2 separate regions of the Homo sapiens genome follow, and region 1 is linked to region 2. A link is a loop called in an ENCODE intact Hi-C map of the cell type or tissue named here. Cell type or tissue: HepG2. All regions are shown on one strand. Each heading gives the region's core, and the rest is flanking DNA. Links, peaks and the distances in the headings are about the cores only.

Region 1 (10,841 bases), core at 983-8,982, 1.1 Mb after region 2:
GGGAATATTATACTCCCTGGCATCTGTCCTCATCAGGGAAAGTAGAAAAAAAAATGAACCAAAATCTAAAAAATCACCTAACCAAATTAATTCTGGAAACCTGGTTACCATGGACAAGATGCCTTCCTATTGCCTTACCAAGAATCCAAACTGCCCCCCTCAAAAAGACCTTAGCCTGTCTGTCTCTTTCCTCCCTCAGGACTCAAGGCCTCCTAGCGAGATTACATCCTTGTCAAAGGTTGGAAAGAGGGAAAGCTCAAACCCACCTGGGAAGGACCTTACCTGGTACTCCTAACAACTGAAATAGCACTCCGGAAAGCCGAAAAAGGGTGAACCCACCACACAAGTGAAGAAGGCCCCACCTCTGGCAAAGTCATGGACCATCACTCCAGGACCAACAGCCTCAAAACTAACATTCAAACGGGTTTGTCTTTTTCTTCTCCCCTTAGCTACTCAAGGATATCTTACTGTTAATGTAACTATGCTTGTCTAGTCTTACCTTGTGGAGATCTCCAAAGTCAAAGACAGTTAGCTTGTACAGAAAAGTACTTCTGCCCCTCTGTGGAAAGAGTTAATACTCCTGTGTCTTGCATATGGGGGGAATCCTCAGAGGAAGAGTTAGGCAATTGGGGGTTATGGTCTCAGTGGGCAGTTTTAGGGCACTGCCCTAAAACCATACCTACACTTCACCAAAGGGGCCACCCCTTCTGACTGTCAATCTAATCATTGCAATCCAGTACTTATCCATTGTAAAAATTAAAGATCTAAAGCAAACCATAGCCATTGAAACACGGTACCAAGATGCAAATGCCTGGCTGGAATAGATTAAATATTCCATCTGCACGCTAAACAAAAGCGATTGTTACGCTTGTGCGACAGGTAGGCCAGAAACCCAAACTGTCCCCTTTCCACTTGATTGATCCTCTGATCAACCGGGCATGAACTGTATGGTAGCCCTCTTCCAAAATCCCACAGCCTGGGGCAGTAAGGCATGTCAAACCCTCTTGCTGCTATTCCTAGAAGTGAAAAGCCCTGCAGGTCGGCCCCTGAGGGCTATCCAACCCCGTACTACAAATATCAATTTCACCTCGTGTCTCTCACGGCAAGGGGAAAATTTGGCATTCCTTGGGAGTCTAATGGGATGCAGTGAATCTAAGCCTTTTCAACAGCTAACCAATCAGTCTGCCCTTGTTCATCCCCAAGCAGATGTATGGTGGTATTGCAGTGGACCACTATTGGATACTCTGCCAAGTAACTGGAGCGGCACTTGCGCTCTAATCCAATTGGCAATCCCTTTCACTCTGGCATTTCATCAACTAAGCAAAAAGGACAATCGTGAAAAAAGAAGTACCCCCCACGGGTCCTTTGACCCTCACATTTATATAGATGCCATCAGAGTTCCACAAGGGGTGCCAAATGAATTTAAAGCCCAAAATCAAATCGCTGCAGGATTTGAATCTGTATTGTTCTCGTGGGTAACTATAAAGAAAAATGTAAACTGGATAAATTACATTTACCATAATCAACAGCAGTTTGTCAGTTATACTAGGAATGCCATTAAAGGAACAGCTGAACAATTAAGTTCTACCAGCCAGATGGCCTGGGAAAACAGAATAGCCCTGAACAAAATATTAGCTGAAAAAGGTGGGGTCTGTGTCATAATTGGGGCCCAATGCTTACAGAGCCTTAACACCCTAGCAAATGAATTAGCCAAAAATTCTAAAATAGAATTCTAGAATTCTTCTCTAGTCTCACGGAAAAATGGTTTAGAAAATGGAAGGGACTCATAACCTTTACTCCCCTTGCAATTATTATAGGTGTACTCATTCTTGTAGGTTGCTGCATCATACCTTGTATTCGTGGATTAGTGCAAAGGCTTATAGAAAAAGCCTTCACCAAAACCCCTCATGATTCTCCCCTGCCCTACTCACATAAGTTCGTACTCCTAAATGACCAAGAGGAACAACAAATCTAAAATATGTTAAAGAAATTTGAAGGGGAAGAACTATAAAATCAAGAGAGGGAAACTGTTAAGGACAGTAAGTTCCTCTTCAAAGTTCCCTTGGTCTCTTGCTCTGTACACAGCCCTTCCTGCTTGATCTGTAACGAGCACTTGTTCCTCAGCTTAATCTGTAACTAGCAAACCTCTTACTCCGTAAACATCTCTGTCACACCCAGACATGTCCAAACACCCCTTAAACTTATTCTGTAGGCAACTCTTCCCACCTTAGCAACAGACAGTCTCTCCCTCCCCTCCTCTCTTAGCAAACTGCGTGTTCACCATATTTAGAAAGGTTTAAGTCTTAGCCAATTGGGTTAATTTAGATTGTTTGGTCCAACCCTAGCCAATGGGGAAAGGACACAGAAACAGGAACTGTGTTAGGAATAAAAACCCTTTGGCCGGGAGCGGTGGCTCACGCCTGTAATCCCAGCACTTTGGGAGGCTGAGGCGGGCGGATCACGAGGTCAGGAGATTGAGACCATCCCAGCCAACATGGTGAAACTTGTCTCTACTAAAAATACAAAAATTAGCTGGGCGTGGTGGTGGGCGCCTGTAATCCCAGCTACTCAGGAGGCTGAGGCAGGAGAATGACTTGAACCCAGGAGGCGGACGTTGCCATGAGCCGAGACCGCGCCACTGCACTCCAGCCTGGTGACCGGGCAAGACTCCATCTCAAAAAAAATAAATAAATAAAAATCCTCTCTTTTGTTCGGTGTGCTCTCGCGAGCGTGACTGATGCAGGCAGCACCCTTCTGTAGAAGTAAATTGCCTTGCTGAGAAAACTTTTTGCCTGAGTGCTAGTTCTTCTTTGCGGCACCGAGCACTTGTTTCTAACACTGGTTTTTTGTTTGAGTTTTTTTGAGACAAAGTCTCACTCTGTCACCCAGGCTGGTGTGCAATGGTGTGATCTTGGCTCACTGTAGCCCCAACCTCCCAAGCTCTAGAAATACTCCCATCTCAGCCCCCCAAGTAGCTGGGACTACAGGCATGTGCCACAACACCCAGCTAATATTTGTATTTATTGTAGAGACATTGTTTCACCATGATACCAAGGCTGGTCTTGAACTCTTAGGCTCAAGCAATCTGCCTGCCTTGGCTTCCCATAGTGTTGGGATTACAGGTGTGAGCCACCACGCCTGGCTGAAAAGCTGTTTTTAAAAATCAAAAAACAAAAAAACAGGCATTCTGATCTCTAGCCAGATTACTGCCAATTTAAAGGACAATTTGATGTATGGTTCAAAGAGGTCAACAATTCAAAATAAAATATTTTCCAATTTGGTCAAGGGGTGGGGACGGGCGGGAAGCTGGTCAGAAAAAAAAAAAAACAGTGACTTTTTACATTTACCAAAAAAAATTAGAATTTTTTTCTTGCCTGCCTTTTAAAATTTCATTCAACTCTACTATTTTCTGGACATCTCACACTAGTTTCAACTTAAGATTAAGTCTCATCAGGCAGTTGACCTGTAGAGAGCTGTAAGTGTTACTTCTCTCCTACAAAAATTTTTACAAATCAAACTATCATGGGATGTAAGTTTTGAAAACACAAAGTTTCTTAGAAATAAAACTATTACTTTATGATAGGACAGATAATAAATGATAATCTGGTCCTTAATCTACCTGCACTGTTTGGAGAGATATGGAGTCAATAATCTCCCTATGTTATAGGAGTTATTAAGAAATTATTTTAGGCAGATAGAGAAGACAAGGGGTCCTTGGCAAGTTTCTTTTCTTTTAAGGCAGCTCCAGATACATTTCTTGCATAGCAGAAAAATGGCCTGAAGGGCGGGCCAGCAAGCTTTGATATGCAAATGCCAGCCATTAGAAACTGGGTCCACTCAATATGGCAATTCCCACCTTCTTCTTGTCACTACAAGTGCCTAGCATCATGGCCACCCCCACATATCCCCACGTGTGTAGAACATCATGGTGCCCTGCATTTGCATATTAAAAGGCTAGGGTGGGAGGACCAGATTTTTGTGGGCTACATGAATGACATACCTGGTCAACCCAATCCCCTGGACTCTATGCAAATCAGACACCAGCTCCTCCAGCCTCCTAATATAAATGGCTGTTTTCTGCTGCACTCAGGGTTCCCTCTCTCAGCTTGGAGCCCCCTCCCTCTGTCTCTGTATGGGGGAGCCCCTTCCTTCTTTCTTGCCGATTTATTAAACTCTCTCCGCTCCTTAAAACCACTCCACGTATATCCATGTCGTCGTATTTAAACTGGCGTGAGAAAAGGACCCTGGTATTCCCCTCCAGTCATCAGAGTCGTATCATTTTGGTGCACTGGCCGGGAATCCGAGGTACAACATTCACTGAAGTGGTGATTATACAAGCGAGCTTAAAATCTGTTCTATCATTCTGAGGTGCTCTTGGCCTCTATTTTAAAATCAAATCAAATCAATCAAAAGGCATCTATCTGTCTGCTGGTTAGCTACACTTATCGTTGGCTGCTGTTCTAAAGACTCAGATGTGAGGCTTGCTGGTGAGAACATGGAGAACCCCCCAATACCCACAGGTGATTGGGAATGTTGGCCGTATTTCGAATCAGCTTCCTTTCATGGGGAGACCTCGCCGTTGCGCAAGGCTGGGAAAAGTTCTGAGGCAACTGAGCATCTCTGGGCAGGGCACACCCTGGTGTGACTCAAAGACCTCTGGACCAGACCCAGCCTCCAACAGCCCATTTCAGGTGCTGGCAGAGAATCCTCAGCTATCCGGTCATGAAACTTTCCTTCCTTTTCTATCTGTGGTCTCTTACTCTGTGTGTATGTGTCAACTGTGTGGGAATTTAGTAACCGGGAGTTTAACTCAAGAATGCCATTGCAATCTCCTGAACAGAGGGTTCCTCCGGGACAGTGAGCCTCTCTCTCTCAGCCCCTTGGTCTGGAGAGCACACGGCATTTCCAGGTCTCTCTACCGCTTGTCTGAGGAGCACACAGTATTTCTAAGCCAACAGTGCCACCTAGAGGAAACAGAAATCCTCTACATGAGGCACTTTTTTTAATGCTAACACTGCAGCTTCCTTTTGCACTGCTAGAAATCAGGCTCTAAGCCTCTTCCAGGAATGGGAAAATTCTGCTTTCAACAGTTAGAAATTAAATGTCTTCCATAGCCAAATTTTAGTCTCAATATTGTCCCATCAGCAGGAAAACAGCCATTTGGTTCCTACATTTCTTTAAGTCACCTATTCTGTCTCCAACAGAGACAGTACTTAATTAGTAAGGGGATTTTAAGTCTGGAAGTTAACTGAAACCATTTTTCTAAGGGTAAATGCTTTAGCATGGGCCATAATAGCAGGATATAGAGTTCAATCTAGCATAACCCCTCCATTAAAGGGGCCTTCCCCAATTACACAGTTTTCCCTGAGATCCATTTTTTTTTAGGGAGGTACACAGGTCACACAAGTCTAGGAGGTCAAAGGGAAATAACAAGCAGAGGACTGGGACTACTTGGGTAAGTGTGACTAGGCCTCAAAAGTCTAGTTTCTCTGGTGCCATGGCTTGGAGGGTCACACCTACAGCCACAGGCGGCACATTTAACTGGGTGCCGGGACCCAGGAACCAGGGAGGGAGACTAGTTAGAGGAATGCCCCCTACTGTTTTCTTCTCCACCCTGAGTCATACACCAAAAGGAAGGAGACTAAAAGGACACTTTTATTCTCACTTCTCTTTCTAGATGGCCAACAGATCGTCTTCAGCATGCACTCCTCTGGAATGTATTTTAAAGCACTGGGACTCCTTCAACCCTGAGACTTTGAAAAAAAAGTGACTCATATTCTATTGCACAAGAGCATAGCCTTCTTACTATCTTGGGGACAGATAAACCTGGCCCGCTGCGGGGAGCCTTGATTTTAATATTATCCAACAGTTAGATCTTTTCTCCAAACAGAAGGGCAAATGGACTGAGATCCCCTATGTACAGACTTTCTTTGCCCTGTGAAACAGCCCAGACCTTTACAAGTTCTGTACAATTGACCCAGTTCTTTTAGCGGCCACAGGGAATCGTTCCCCAGAGCTAAAGCAGGTTCCAGAGGAGCAATCTGAAACAGCTATTGAATGTCCCAATCCTTCCAGTCCCCCTCCAATCATACTATCAGCTCCTCCAGCTCCACTATCTCCAGTATATCCTACTCTCCCCGCTTCATTCTTACCTCTGCAGGAAATGGCTGATAGGAATGGTGCCATGAGGGTTCAAGTTTCCTTCTCATTACAGGACCTTAAGCAAATAAACAGAGACTTGGCCCAATTTTCTGATGACTCCGATAAGTATATAGAAATTTTCCAAAATTTAACTCAGGTGTTTGATCTCACATAGAGGGATGTTATGTTGCTGCTAAGTCAGACCCTCACTGGGGCTGAAAAGCCAGCAGTTCCACAGGCAGCAGAAAAATATGGATATAAGCAACATGCCTCCTGTAGCAGACCAAGGAGAAAAAGAGGAGACAAGGAAGGTAAGGAAGAAGTGGAAACTCCATTCCCACTAGGAAGGGAAGCAGTTCCAGCGGACAACCCTGATTGGAACCCCAATAACGCAGGAAATGAATGGAAAAGGAAGCACTTCTTAAGGTCTATGTTAGAGGGCCTATGGAAGACCAGGGCCAAACCTCTCGATTACTCTAAACTATCTATGATAGACCAGATGAGAATCCCACAGCCTTTATGGAAAGGCTAAGAGAGGCACTAATAAAACACACCTCTTTATCATGATTCAGTCGAGGGACAGCTAATCCTGAAGGACAAGTTTATTACACAGTCAGCTCCCGATATTGGAAAGAAACTACAGAAACAAGCTATAGGACCAGATAGCACCCTAGAGAACCTCCTGAGAATAGCCACTTCAGTCATTTACAATACAGATCAGGAGGAGGCCCAAGAAAAGGAAAGGAAATATAAGTGAAGAACAGAGGCTCTAGTAGCAGCATTGCACGCTTGTAAAGTCCAGGATCCCTGAGGTGCATCTGCTAGCTGTTATCAATGTGGCAAGTCAGGGCATTTTAAGAGGGAATGCCCAGGCAGCAAGACGAAGCCACCTTGACCCTGTCCAGCCTGTGGCGGAGACCACTGGAGATGGATCTGCCCCCAGAGGCAGAGGTCGCTGGGTTCAGAACCAGTCTCATAGATGGTCCAGCAGGACTGACGGGTCCCGAGGCTTAAACCCCCGGCTCCAGCGACTCAGACTGCCATTACAGCACAGGAACCCTGAGTGATTCTGGAAATTGAAGGAAGGAAGGTAGATCTCCTTCTGGATACTGAAGCCAGTCTCTTGCTCCTCCTCTCTAATTCAGGCCTCCCCTCTTCCCAGAGCACAACCATAAGGGGTGTATCACGAAAAACTCTAACCCAATATTTTTCTCAACCCCTTTTGCAGATGGGGAGACTTACTATTTAAACATGCCTTTTTAATCACGCCTGAAAGTCCCACTCCTTTATTAGGTAGATATATTCTAGCTTGCATGGGGGCCTGCAGCATCTTTACAGCCCCAGGACAAACTCTATCTCCCCCTGATGGAAGCTAACATTAATGTGGAAGTGTGGGCAACTTAAGGAAGAATAGGTTGAGCTATAACCACTACGCCAGTCCAGATCTATCTTAAGGATCCCACTTCTTTTCCTAACCAGAGATATTATCCCTAAGGCCAGTGGCTAGGAAAGGGCTAGAAGCCATTATTAATAACCTAAAGATGCAGGGCCTCCTCAAACCCTGTAATAGCCCCTGCAACACCCCAATATTAGGAGCACAGAAACCCAATGGGGAATGAAGCCTGGTTCAGGACCTTCGCCTCATTAATGAAGCTGTAGTTCCAATCCATCCAGTGGTCCCTAATCCCTATACCCTGTTAACTCAAATACCTGAGGGAACTAAATGGTTTACAGTCCTAGATTTAAAGGATGCCTTTTTCTGTACACCGTTACATCCTGACTGTCAATACCGGTTTGCCTTCAAATATTCCTCCAGCCAGACGCCCAGTTAACACTGACGGTGCTGCCTCAGGGATTTTGAAATAGTCCTCATCTGTTTGGACAGGCACTGTCACAAGACCTCTCTGAGTTCTCTCAACCTTAAGTTAAGGTCTTGCAGTATGTTGATGATATTCTGCTATGTGCCCCAACTGAGGATGCTTTTCAGGAAGGCACTGAAGCTCTTCTCAATATGTTAGCTAACAGAGAATATAAAGTTTCAAAACCCAAGGCCCAGCTCTGCAAAACCTCAGTGAAGTACACCTAGGCTTAGTGCTGTCTGAGGGGACCAGAGCATTAGGGAAGGAGGGAGTTGAGAATATTTCTTCCTTTCCCCTCCCCAAAACCCTCAAGCAACTCAGAGGATTTTGGGGCATTACAGGATTTTGTAGACTATGGATACCTGGGTATGGTGAAATAGGCTGTCCATGATATAACCTCATAAAATAAACTCAAGGAACTAAAACTCATCTTTTAACCTGGGAATCTGAAGCTCAAAAGGCCTTTGACCAGCTAAAGCAAGCCTTGCTTAAGGCACCAACTTTCACCCTTCCTATAGGGAAGGACTTCAATCTGTATGTATCAGAAAAGAAGGGAATGGCCCTGGGAGTATTAACACAGGCCCAAAGACCAGGCCAACAGCCAGTGGGTTGCCTAAGTAAGGAACTTGAGTTGGTGGCTAAAGGATGGCCAGCATGCCTCCCCGCCATTGCCTCAGTGGCTCTGTTGGTCCCAGAAGCCTCCAAATTAACTCTGGAAAATGATTTAACTATTTATGCCCCACCTAACGTGGCAGGACTACTGCACTTTTGGGGGAGCCTTTGGCTAACAGATAGCTGACTTCTTAAATATCAGGCCCTGCTGTTAAAGGGTTCCAACATCCAATTAAAGAATTGTTCTCACCTAAATCCAGCCGCCTTCCACCAGGAGGAAACTGGGGAATCTGAGCATGACTATGAACAAATCATAGTACAGACCTATGCAGCCAGGGAAGATCTCAAGGAAACTCCCCTAGAGAACCCAGACTGGACCCTCTTGACAGATGGGAGCTCTTTTGTAGAACAAGGAATCTGTAAGGCAGGATACACAGTAGTCACTCTACATGACATCACTGAAAGTGTGTCACTCCCTCCAGGCACAAGCGCTCAATTAGCTGAGCTAATCGCTCTTACAGAAGCAATTGAATTAAGCAAAGGAAAGGTAGCTAACATTTACACAGACTCCAAATATGCTTTCCTGGTTCTCCATGCTCATGCTGCCATTTGGAACGAAAGGCATTTTCTTACCACCGATGGATCTCCTATAAATACCTCCAGGAAATTAACAGGTTATTATCCTCAGTTTTTCTTCCATGAGAAATAGCAGTGATGCATTGTAGGAGACATCAAAAGGGAACAGATGAGGTAGCCAAAGGAAACAGATTAGCTGATCAGGCAGCTAAGTCAGCAGCAAGGAAGGCTCAAGACAACACACTTCAAACCCCTCTAATCTGGGAAGGCTCCATGAGAGAAATTAAACCTCAGTACTCCCCCACAGAAATAGGATGGGCCACTTCTCGAGGGTATACATTTCAGCCCTCAGGATGGCTACAGTCACAAGATGGCAAACTCCCCTTGACGGCCTCCAGCCAATGGAAAGTCCTTAAAGTGCTTCACCAAGCTTTTCACTTGGGAGAGGATAAAACTTATCAATGTGCCCAGAGATTGTTTTCAGGAAAGAACTTACTAAAAACAATCAAGCAAGTTGTTCATGCTTGTGAAGTCTGTCTTAAAAATAATCCCCTGAACAGGCGACTCCTTCCTCCTCAAACCCAAAGAACAAAAAGATACCCAAGGGAGGAGTGGCAGGTAAACTTCACCCACATGCCAAAGACAAAGGGCATTCAATACCTGCTGTATGGGTAGATACCTTCACTAACTGGGTAGAAGCATTTCCATGTTGTACAGAAAAAGCCTCTGAGGTAATAAAAGTATTAGTTAATGAAATAACTCCCTGCTTTCATCTATCCAAGTACCTTCAAAGTGACAATGGGCCCTCATTTAAGGCAGCTGTCACACAAGGGATCTCAAAAGCACTAGGCATAGAATATCATCTCCATTGGGCTTAGAGACCCTAATCCTCAGGAAAGGTAGAGAAAACTAATGATATTACCAAGAGACACACCAGAAAATTGTCCCAAGAAACTCACCTTCCTTGGGTCACTCTTCCTCCCACGGCCTTACTACGAATAAGAGATACCCCTTGAAAATTAGGTCTTAGCTTTTTTGAAATGCTGTATGGACACACTTTCCTTACCAATGATTTTTCTATTAGATCGGGAAACCTCTGAGCTAGTTAAGCATGTAACCTCTCTGGCTCACTTCCAACAGGAATTAGCACAATTAGCGAAAACCCAATCCCAGGAAATTGGACCACCTCTATTTAACCCAGGAGATTTGGTACTGGTAAAGGATCCTCCTCTCTCTCTCCCTTCCTAAGCCCAACCTAGGAAGGGCCTCACACTGTTCTTCTTCCAACTCCCCCAACAATAAAAGGTACAGGAATCGACCGACTCCTGGAAACATCACACTCAAGTCAAAGCCTGGAGAGCTGAGGGAGCAACCCCCAACAGCCCAGAGGAACGTCCTGAATAGCAATGTGAAGAAATGGAAGATCTTAAGCTGAAAATCATAAAAGATAAGTAACTATATGAGAACTAATCATCTTATTCAGTCTCACCCCTACCTCAACAAATACTTTTTGTCATTTCTACCTCTCCTTTTGAGCCAAATATCAGAACTTCTTTTTGGTGGAAATTATTTACTACTCCAACCTTGCAGGAATTGCTATACTCACTCTGCTATTTGCAGTAGAACTATATACTGTAGCACCCTCAGGGTGGA
Region 2 (10,841 bases), core at 1,929-9,928:
AACCCCACCTGCCTCTTAAACCTCTACTTCTGTCTCTTCCTCTGGGAACTGAATAGTCAGGGATTCCCAGGGGAACAAGAGAGCCTGGAAATGGGTCTCAAGAGACCCAGTTGTGAGAGCTGTGTTAAGATAGCTGGCCTGTGGTCCCCAGGACAAGCACTGGCCTCATCAGGAGTGAATACTCTTATCTAGAAGGACAGGTACACATTGTTTTCCTCTTCCAAGACTTGAGTTGCTGGACACCAACTCAAACTCTGGACACTTCATTCTCTTCAGATCTTACTGCAACACTTGGAAATTTCAACATGGCAGTCTACCAGATCTAATTCTATACCAACACACTGTGTAAAGATCAGTTCTTCCCCTTCTTAAAACATTTTCGTGGCTAACGCATGTAATCCCAGCACTTTGGGAGGCTGAGGCAGGCAGATCACGAGGTCAGGAGATCGAGACCATCCTGGCTAACATGGTGAAACCCCGTCTCTACTAAAAATACAAAAAATTAGCCGGGCGTGGTGGCGGGCGCCTGTAGTCCCAGCTACTCGGGAGGCTGAGTTGAGGCAGGAGAACGGCCTGAACCCGGGAGGCAGAGCTTGCAGTGAGCCGAGACGGCACCACTGCACTCCAGCCTGGGCGACAGAGAGAGACTCTGCCTCAAAAAAAAAAAAAAAATTTTGCTGCCTTTCCATTTTCCTTAGAACAATCTCTGAAATCCCTAAAGTTGATGTGGTGTACAAGGACTTCCTCAGCCCACCTGGTCACCCTCTCCCTCTCTGACCTTCTTCTCTTACATCACCCTCCAACCAGCCAGACTCCTTCTGGTCCTTCCCTCCCCCCGTGAGCCTTTCCCATAAATCTCCACTGCCTGGAAAGCCCACCCCCCTCCCCAGCAGATTCATCCCACCCATCCCTCACATCATTTCCCCAGGGGCACCTTTTCCAACCCCAAAGACTAAGTTGTTTCTTCATTGTATGGTCTCAGGGCTCCTTGCATGCTCTTTTTGCCTACAGTTGCCACACTTATAATTATTTTATTGTCTTATATAACTTTTTGATTATTTATTTAAAGGATTTATTTCACCCTAGATTGTAAATCCCCTGAGATTAGAGAAGGTTTCACTGCTGATTCCTTGAACAACAATTTTGGCTGATAGGTTCAACCATGTGAAATGGCCGATAGACCAACATCTTGACCTTAAAAAAAGTCAGTTTTAGGCTGTGTGCAATGGCTCATGCCTGTAATCCCAGCACTTTTGGAGGCAGAGGCAGGTGGATAACTTAAGCTGAGGAATTCGAGACCAGCTTGGGCAACATAGCAAGACCCTGTCTCTAGAAAAAACAGAAAACATTAGCAAGGCATGGTGGTGCATGCCTGTGGTCATAGCTACTTGGGAGGCTGAAACAGGAGGATTACTTGAGCCCAGGAAATCAAGGCTACAGTGAGCTGTGATCATCCCACTGTACTCCAGCCTGGGTGGCAGAGTGAGAGACCCTGTCTCAAAAAAAAAAAAAAAAGTTAATTTTATATGATCCAATTCAATAACCATTCAATACATATTTATCAAATAAATACATTAATAAACCATACATTGTGGTTTTAGGTGGTGTGTGTGTGTGTGTGTGTGTGTGTATAATCAGCTACTAATGTAAATTTTTACTTTTAAAAGAAACTCCTTAAGTTCTGCTAACTTTTTAAATGTATTTCATTGGGTTTCATAGATATTTCTCAAAGTTAAACACAACAACAAATTCCAAAAATGGTCCCTACTAGAAATACAAGTTTGGCAATTTCCCTCACCTCCTTTGATCTTAGGTTAATTTTCTATTCTCCTGAGTTTTCTTCATTCTTCTGTGAAATTAAATTCAGCCGCCTGTCGAGCTCTCTGGATCCCTTGCAGGTGAGTTCTGCATGACTTCCTTCTGACCTGTGGAAGGAGGAACAAGGAATATTTCCAAATTTTGCACTGCCACCCCCTTCCCTCCCTGAGCGTTAGGCTAGACAGTAGTGGCCAGAAGCCCTTCTTGCTTCTCTCCTCCTGAAATTGATTCAGCCATTTAAGACTATGACTGTTCTCCCACACAGAAACTCCTCTCCAGAAATGCTTGGCCCAAACTCCCCTAACATTTGTAACTTCGTATAACTCTTTTGGTTCAAGTGCAACAAAAAATGAGTGGTACGGTGATGCCAATTTTGAGGTATCATAGTTAAGCCATGCTAAGTCACTTTAAAAACATTCCATTTTATTCCTCCCACAAAGTCACCCCCTCAGAGACTCTGGATGAGGGGAATACTGAGGGAGGAAAACATCCAGAAGAACAGAAAAAGGCAGTGATGTGGGACTTGAAAAATACTGCACAGAATTCTGTCTTCACCCCAAAGGCTGATTATTATAAATTAAACAGTTTGCCCACCTCAAGCAAGCATTCAACAGGCACATCCTATGTGCCAGTACTGTGATAACCAGCACCTTAGAGGCACTGGCATCCTGGCTTATGAAGCCCAAGGAAGGTAAAGAAGAGATGATTTTCCAGGCATGGTGGCTCACGCCTGTAATCTCAGCACTTTGGAAGGCTAAGGCAGCAGGATCACTTGAGCCCAGTAGTTCAAAGCCAGCCTGGCCAACATGGCAAAACCTCATCTGAACAGAATATTTAAAAAACTAGTCTGTCATGGTGGGTGCATGCTTGTAGTCCTAGCTACTTGGGAAGCTTAGGTGGGAGGAACGTTTGAGTCCAAGAGGTTGAGACTGCAGTGAGCCATGATCGCACCACTGGACTCCAGTCTGGGTGACAGAGGGAGACCATGTATCAAAAAAATAAAAATAAAAAATTTAAATAAGAAGAGATGATTTGATGATACAGAGAAAAATAGGAATGATCTAAAAGAAAGCAACTGAAATGGCTTGCTGCTCAAACTTAAAGCCTTTGCTAAATGCCCATGCTTTGGAGCACTAGAGAATGCCTGCTTTAAATATAGGACAAGAGAGGTGCTGTGCATCATGAAATAAAATGATGCCTAACGGCTAACTGGAAGAAAACAAAGATGAAGGAAGAACAAGTGGTCTAAGAAGAAAGGAGCAAGTCCTTCAGAAAGAAGGTTCTTGAAAACATCACATCCTGTCCCTCATCCCACCTCAGGAGCTGCTTGCGATCCAGGACGCCTGAAACCCTGCCTTTCCAGGGAGATTAGGGTAGAAAGCTCTCCCAGTAACAATCTGCTGATTTGAATTTCTGATGAATAGCAGCTCTGTGGAATTTATCAACATAGCCAGACCAGAGCCACTCTCCAAGGGACAAAGAGCCAGCATCGCCTGAGAGGAGAAGCTTTCTCTCCTTCACCCAGACTCAGCACTTGGTCTGTACCTGGCAAAAACAGGAAACAACAGCAATAATAGGAAAAGGAGAGTGTGCACGCACAACAGTCACAGTAATCCTGCCTTGGAAGGCCAACCAGATCGCTCAAGATCCCCACTCCTTTAATCCTTAATGCTCAATTCAGTGAGCACAATTATGAAATCTGTTTTACAGACGAGGAAACTGACGCTTGATTGATTGAGCCAGAGGTAAAACCCAGATGTGTCTGACACTACATCTCCAAATCTCTATATAGCCAAACATTGCATCTGAAATTCATGGCTTCCTTACTCTCTTAAATCATTTCCAAGTTAATTGATTCTATAGTCTATAGACCTGAAAGTAATTAATCATGGAAATGTTGAGGAATAAACTAGTTTTTCATATACTGCCTTTCTACTCATCATCCCTTTTGCTGACAGTCTGCTGCAATGAAAACATGACACCAAGGATCTATTTACTTTATTTTTAAACAGCTTTATTGTGATATAATTCATATACCATACAGTTCACCTATTTAAAGCGTGCTATTCAGAGGCTTTTAGTATATTTACAGTTGTGCAACCAGCACTGCTATCGAATTCCAGAGCATTTTCATCACCCAAAAAAAAAGAAACCCCGACCCATTAACAGCCGCTCCTCATTCCCCCTCCCGACAGTCCCTGGTAACCACTAATCTACTTTGTCTTTACTGCCAACTCTGGACATTTCATATAAATGAATCATACAATATGTGGTCTTTTGTGTCTGGCTTCTTTACTTAGCACAATGTCTTCAGGGTTTATCCAGGTTGTAGCGTGTGTCAGTACTTCATTCCATTTTATTTCTGAATAATACTCTATTATATGAATATGCCACATTTTCTTCACCCACTTAGCAGTTGACAAACATTTGGATTGTTCTCACTTTTTGACTATAATAAATAATATTGCTAATAACATTAGATCCATTCACTTTTAATTCATCAGACTTTCCTTTTACCCTAAGGGTTACTGTGAGCTCCCATAAGTCTGTAACAAATTGCTAGAAGCAAAAAAGGCTAAAATCCCTGGGCAAAAGAGCCATATGTGTGTCATATGTAGAAACTCTGCCCAGTTTACCAACAACTTTCCCATTTTTAGCCTTAAAGTCCTGGGAAAACTTTGTCCCAGGAAAAATGGAACAGTTGATCATCCTAGACTGGAATTTAGCTCAGAAGACAATTCTAGAAAGTCTATTTCCTGGGATGTTTTTTGGTTTCTGGTAAAGGTATGGTTATATTTAAAGAAACTGACTTATGCAGTAACCATCATTTTCCATACTTTCATTTAACAGGAAACAATTATTTTTAATTTTTAGTGAACAATGCCTAACATTTTCATATATACTCATTTTAGAGTTACAATCGATGAGGCTATTTGCCTTGCATATTTTTTAAGTGGAATACTAGTTACATATTCAAAGGCCTTGTTGGGACCGGGCACAGTGCCTCACACCTGTAATTCCAACATTTGGGAGGCTGGGGTGGGTGGATCGCTTGAGCCCAAGAATTTCAGACCAGTCCAGCCAACACGGCAAAACCCCCATCTCTACAAAAAATACAAAAATTAGCTGGGGTTGTGGCACGGGCCTGTAGCCCCAGCTTCTTGGGAGGCTGAGATGACAGGATCACTTGAGCCCAGAAGGCAGAGTTTGCACTAAGCAGAGATGGCACCACTTCACTCCAGCCTGGGTGACGGAAGCAAGACCCTGTCTCAAAGAAAGAAAAAAAAAATGAAAAAAAGCCTTGCTAGAAGCTGAAAAACTTATGTCCACAGGGTGGCGGTGTAACACTCTACAAACTCGGAATTGAAGTAAAAGCTAAATTAACCAAACTTCATCTTTTATTTGAACTATGCGATTTTATGGGAAAATGGGTAAGACCAACCAACTACTTGTGAAACCAGTTGCTTTATTTTATATTGATAAACAGCCACTTATGGCTAACTATTGATATATCTGAACCACAGGGTAAAGACAAGAAATACAAATTGGATGCCTTTTTCGGAGCTTGTTTTTAAAAATGCTTTTGACAGAATTATAGAATCATAGAAACCTTAGAAATCACACAACTCAGTATTTTCAGACATTTTCTCACCAAAAAAAAACAAAAAAAAAAACACAGGTCATGTTTTCTAGTGCTATATATGCCTGTGACATTTAATAGAATGCAACTTCACCTCTTTCCCTTCACTTAAGAAAGAATATTGAAATTCACATGAGTGACTTTAAGGGGCATTATAAGGGTAATCTCAAATCTTTATTTTTAAATTAACTACTCCCTGGCTTCAATCCTTGATTTTTAGAAATAAATTACTTGTATATGGTTTCCGGTCAATCCCAACACATGAGTGTGTGAAAGTCCTTAAAGTGAGGAAGTATGATCGTAGCACAACCTCTCATCAAATGCTGGACCCACTCTGACAGCATCCTTAGCAGATATCTACCCTCAGGGAAATGGACACGAAAACAATGACCTTTAATGTGCATTGGCTCCATTAGCATAAACCCAGTGTTTGCAAGCCTGACATTTATTTTGCATATTTTTTTCTTCTAGATTCTTTTTTCCTTTCTTCTAGACTCCTTTTTCCCTCCTGGGGAAATGTATACCTTTTCTAGCAAACAGCAACAGACTTGGAATTTAGAAGTTATTTTAGTTTGTTCATGTGATTAAAGGTAAGGGAAAATGTATGCACCAGCCACTTACATGATTAAAAAACAACACTGAAATATCTGAGAAAAACAGCTTCTCTGTTATGGTTTGTAACTGGCACCCCAGGCCAGCTTTCACCTTCTGTTAATAATGAGGCACTATAGGCTCAACAGCTGAGCAAAGATAATTTAGCAAAAGAAAGATAAACACAAACTAAATTTGAACTCAGTGATATATATTTGTATTTTCTAACCTTTCTGTGTCAAATCATGATGTCCATGGAATAAAAAGCAATTTGATCTCTCAGGGCTATTTCTGCTGTTATCTGTTTTCTTCTAGGAGTCTTCAGTTCAATCTTAGTGGTGTTTCTTTCAGCCACGTTGATTCAGACATTTATGATGGCATTGCTGATATGCAAACATGTAGGCAAACATGTAGGCAATGAAAATCTAATCTAGGAGAGACTAAGATAGCACATGTTTAAATTATCTACCCTGTTCTATGAACTTTTGTTTTGACAATCTAAATGCCTACTTCTGTGACTCTTCTAAACAAAACTACTGGATAATAACAATTAGATTGATCTGAGTTGTTTTCATTTGTTTTTAATATTAACAAGTGCCCTCCAGGACTGCAATACTTTTGCTGCAGAGGATCTTTGAGGCATAAAATATATACCTAGGAGTGTGAAAACTCCCGTATTAGTCTGAGTTAAATAATCCTTTCTCTAAATAGTATTGCCTGATATGTGTGAAGTGATCCTTTGCTAATTAGTTAATACAATTACTCTCTTTTCCCACGAGGCCAGGGACTTCCCACTTGGAGAGTTTCTCAATAGATCCTGAAGTTTACATAACAACATCCTGTTTGGTAGAATAGGCGATACAAGCACTCTTCTGAGATGAACGATGCTTTTGAAAACTAAATCTTCAATGTTTCTTTTTGGGATGGTTGCTCAACTTTGTAACAGATTTCAAAGGCCCATGAAGGCAACTTGTCTGTTGTTGGTTGCTCCGGCATGCAAAACCAGCTTTCTGAGCTCATTAAGGTTTGTCCATAGGAACTTCCCCTGGAGCTGCCTATGCTGACGTCTGAAAATCTGAGTTACTATTTTTGAGGTCCTGAAGTTCAAACTAGAACTACCTGAGGGTGGTAATCATAATAGCTTCCACTTACTGAACTCCTTACTACCAAAGCTAGCTGTCTAATCCTTGTGGTTTTTATCCACAGGTGCAAATGAAGAAACAAACTGGAAAGCTCAGTGACCTACTCAGTGCAGAGCAAGGTTTGAACCTGGGCCTGATACTTACCTTGACCTTTTTCCACTGAACCATCCTGCTGTCCTGGGGCTCTTTACACAAGGGAGGACAGAGGCTTGTATGGGAAATACCTATATAGCTAACCCAAGAAGCAGTAAGGCAGTGACATGAGTCCTAATGCAAGTTAGAAAGCTGGACAGCTGTGGCCCCTGCCCTAGGACTACTGAGACAGAACACTTGACCTCCATCAAAGTGTCATCAGTGGTTTTTTATTATAGATATCTCTGACTCTTATCCTTTCCTAAACTTGCCTCATTTCAAGGCTTTTTCTGCTTTACTCATTTTTATGTTGTTTGGAATTTCCATATATCTATTACCTTTGTAATTTTTAAGGCAATGAAGATACTTTTTTTTTTTTTTGAGACAGTCTCACTCTGTCACCCAGGCTGGAGAGAAGTGATGCCATCTCAGCTCACTGCAACCTCCACCTCCCAGGCTCAAGTGATCCTTCTGTCTCAGCCTCCTGAGTAGCTGGGACTACAGGTGCGTGCTACCACACCTGGCTGATTTTTGGTGCTTTTTTTTTTTTTTCTGTAGAGACAGGGTTTTGCCATGTTGCCCAGGCTGGTCTTGAACTTCTGAGCTTAAGCAATCCTCCTGCCTTGACCTCCCAAAGTGCTGAGATTGCAGGCATGAACCACCTGTGCCCGGCGGAAGATACAGTTTTAAAGTTTTGCAAAAATGTTGTCCAAAACTAACATTATAGAGGTATTTGATAGTTTTAAGTGTAGTGTGTGATACAAAGTACTGAGATAATTTATAATTATAATAATAATTATTATTATCTGAGACAGAGTCTCAATCTGTCACCCAGACTGGAGTGGGATGGTATAATCATGGCTCACTTCAGCCTTGACCTCATGGGCTCAAGCAATCCTCCAGCCTCAGCCTCCCAGGTAGCTGAGACTACAGGTGTATGCCACCACACCCGGCTACTTTTTTTATTTGTTGTAGAGACAGGGTCTCACTATGTTGCCCAGGCTGCCCTTGAACTCCCGAGCTCAAGCAATCCTCCCACCCCGGCCTCCCAAAATGCTGGAATTATAGGCATGAGCCACCACACCCAGCAATGAGAGAAATTATGAAATTGAATCACGGCTTTCTGAGCAGTTTGAAGTGAAGATGGGAATCAGCACATTGTGGTCCAAATATCCCTCCCACCATCACCTGTCTTACCTGTAATAGACATTGTTAGGTTTCCTAACAATGATTGAAGCAGGTATGGTGAACAAAGGACTGCTGGTTACACATGCTCTGGCAGCAAGTGTCTGTGCCTCACCCACCCCAGCCCCCTCCTTGAGCCTAACACTAAGGTGATTTAGTTATATAGAGGATGACACTCAAGTCTGTTGCACGCATTAGTTAAAACTAAGAACAGATAAAAGTTCAATAACTCATTTTTTAGGACTCTAAAATGGTCCCATGTCAAAACAACTGTCAAATTATCATATATTCCTGCCACTCACTATGTGACTTTGGGCAAGTCACTTAACATCTCTGCTATCATTTCCTCATCCAAAAATGAAAGGGTTGGAATGTATAATGGTGCATTCTCTTCTAGAATTAACATTCTAGAATTTTAATGTGTACTTTCAAAATTTCCATGGGTCCTCAGGTTGATTGAGAGAATCAGCCCCAGAATGATCGCCAGCATAAAACAATCTATGGTAAGGCCAGCTCTGTACAGCTACCACTCCACACCATCTCTCACTTCCCACTCCTGTTTTCTCACCCCACATTGCAGCAGTTTCCTTCTCTTCTGTCCACCCTTCCTCAATTCCAGCACTCCTTCCTATGCTAGAATCAACTAGACCAAATATTTAGATATGGATTTATCTTGGCTTACCAACATTGACTGATTTTACATTAGAACAAAATATCATTAACCATCGTGCAAACACAATGGTTGCACAAAATAAGGAAAAGCCTTGTGTACTTCTGAAAATGTGTTTTTACCTCACTGAAATACCTGTAGGCTGGGCATGGTGGCTTACACCTGTAATCCCAGCACTTTGGGAGGCCGAGGTGGGAGGTTCACTTGCATCCAGAAATTTGAGACCAGCCTGGGCAACATAATGAGACCTTGTCTCTACAAAACATCAAAAATTTGCCTGGGTGTGATGGCTCATACCTGTAATCCCAACACTTTGGGAGGCCAAGGCAGGTGGATTGCTTGATCCCAGGAGTTCAAGACCAGCCTGGGCAACATGAAGAAACCCTGTCTCTACAAAATATACAAAAAATTAGCTGGGTGTGGTGGTGCATGCCAGTAGTCCCAGATCACCCGAGCCCAGGAGGTGGGGGCTGCAGTGAGCTATGATTACACCACTGCATGCCCGAATGGGCAACAGAGTGATACCTTGTTTCGAAAAATAAAAGGAAGAAAGAAATACCTGTAAAAGTGACCTCAGAACTGTACTACACTGTAGAATTACAAAGGCTTTCAAGTATAATATTTTAATATTCCTGATGAGTTTGAGAAGTAGGTTTCATTATCTCTCTCTGATAGATGAGGAATCCAACACTGAAAAAAATAATTTGATCAAGAACTCACAGTTAATAACTATGTATGCAAATCTATTAAATTGAGATCCTCCAGGGTAAGGCCATGAAATACAAATTTCTATCTCTAATTTTAATTTCCAAGATAATTTACTTTGGCTTGTATAAATCAACTTTATGACTTTTTTCTTGAGAAATATTACCCCAAAATATCCACTCCAAGAATTATAACTAGGCTGTTGATGTTTACCTTCTTGGAGATGCCATTGGTGTTTTATGTAATGTTTTGTTTTGTTTTAAAATCCTCTTACATGCCATACCAGAGAAGGTGTTTAAAAAGTATTTTTTAAAAGAAGGCGTGGGTAGAAAGATGGATGGATGGATGGATGGACGGATGGACGGATGGATGGACAGTTGGATGCACAAATTAAACATCAAATGAATGAATGAACTTGGAATCATTTGTCTTTTCAATTATTGATGAGAAAATATTGCAACATTTTTATTAGAGCCACTTTTTGTTTCCATTTATTTAGTAAGCACTTTTATGCATTTATTTAGTATTTGCTCACTTTAATCAAGCATTGATAATTGAAAATATAAAACTGAAAATTACTCCTCTACTTACGTTCATCCAACCCCATTTGATGTACTTAAAAGCATCAAATGACAAATTGTTAAGCTTTTTATTTATTTAAGACCAAAAAAACTTGACAATAACCATCTCCAAAGTACTCAATCTGTCAGAGGCAGAGTTCAAGCTACTATTGCCCATGCTAGTTGACTTTTTTTCTACAAAGAAGAAAAGTAGAAAAGCAATTTATCCTACAATTATTAAAAGTTAAATATATAGATATTGCAAAAGCAAGTTTTCACTGGGTGTATAAAAATTTTGGGTAAAGATGGATTGAGCCTGGAAGACTGTGGGAACCAGGAAACACAGGCCTAACCAGCTCTTCTGGTACAAAAGAATTGAATTTAAAATGAGTCAGGTT

The links. Peaks named below come from ENCODE experiments on the same cell type or tissue, not always from the same donor. Only the 100,000 strongest peaks of a DNase experiment are listed, where the experiment ranks them.
Region 1: a loop joins it to region 2, with 5 times the contacts of the local background. A loop is called at or near these places in 2 of 110 quality-filtered maps.

Annotation. Positions count from the first base shown.
Region 1 is chr6:118,576,052-118,586,892 of GRCh38, forward strand. All of the region lies in intron 2 of CEP85L (centrosomal protein 85L), which reads right to left. LOC107986524 (a long non-coding RNA gene) reads left to right here. Exons shown (of 5, transcript XR_002956384.2): 4 at 200-424; 5 at 5,678-6,247. Among named protein-coding and RNA genes, the nearest start is that of PLN, 33 kb to the left of the region's middle. In HepG2, for the core only: a CTCF peak has its summit at 4,957 (motif pointing left); a DNase peak (open chromatin) is centred at 4,960.
Region 2 is chr6:117,444,887-117,455,727 of GRCh38, forward strand. No RefSeq gene overlaps it. Among named protein-coding and RNA genes, the nearest start is that of ROS1, 24 kb to the left of the region's middle. In HepG2, for the core only: a CTCF peak has its summit at 5,151 (motif pointing right); a DNase peak (open chromatin) is centred at 5,155; H3K27me3 peaks cover 1,557 bases.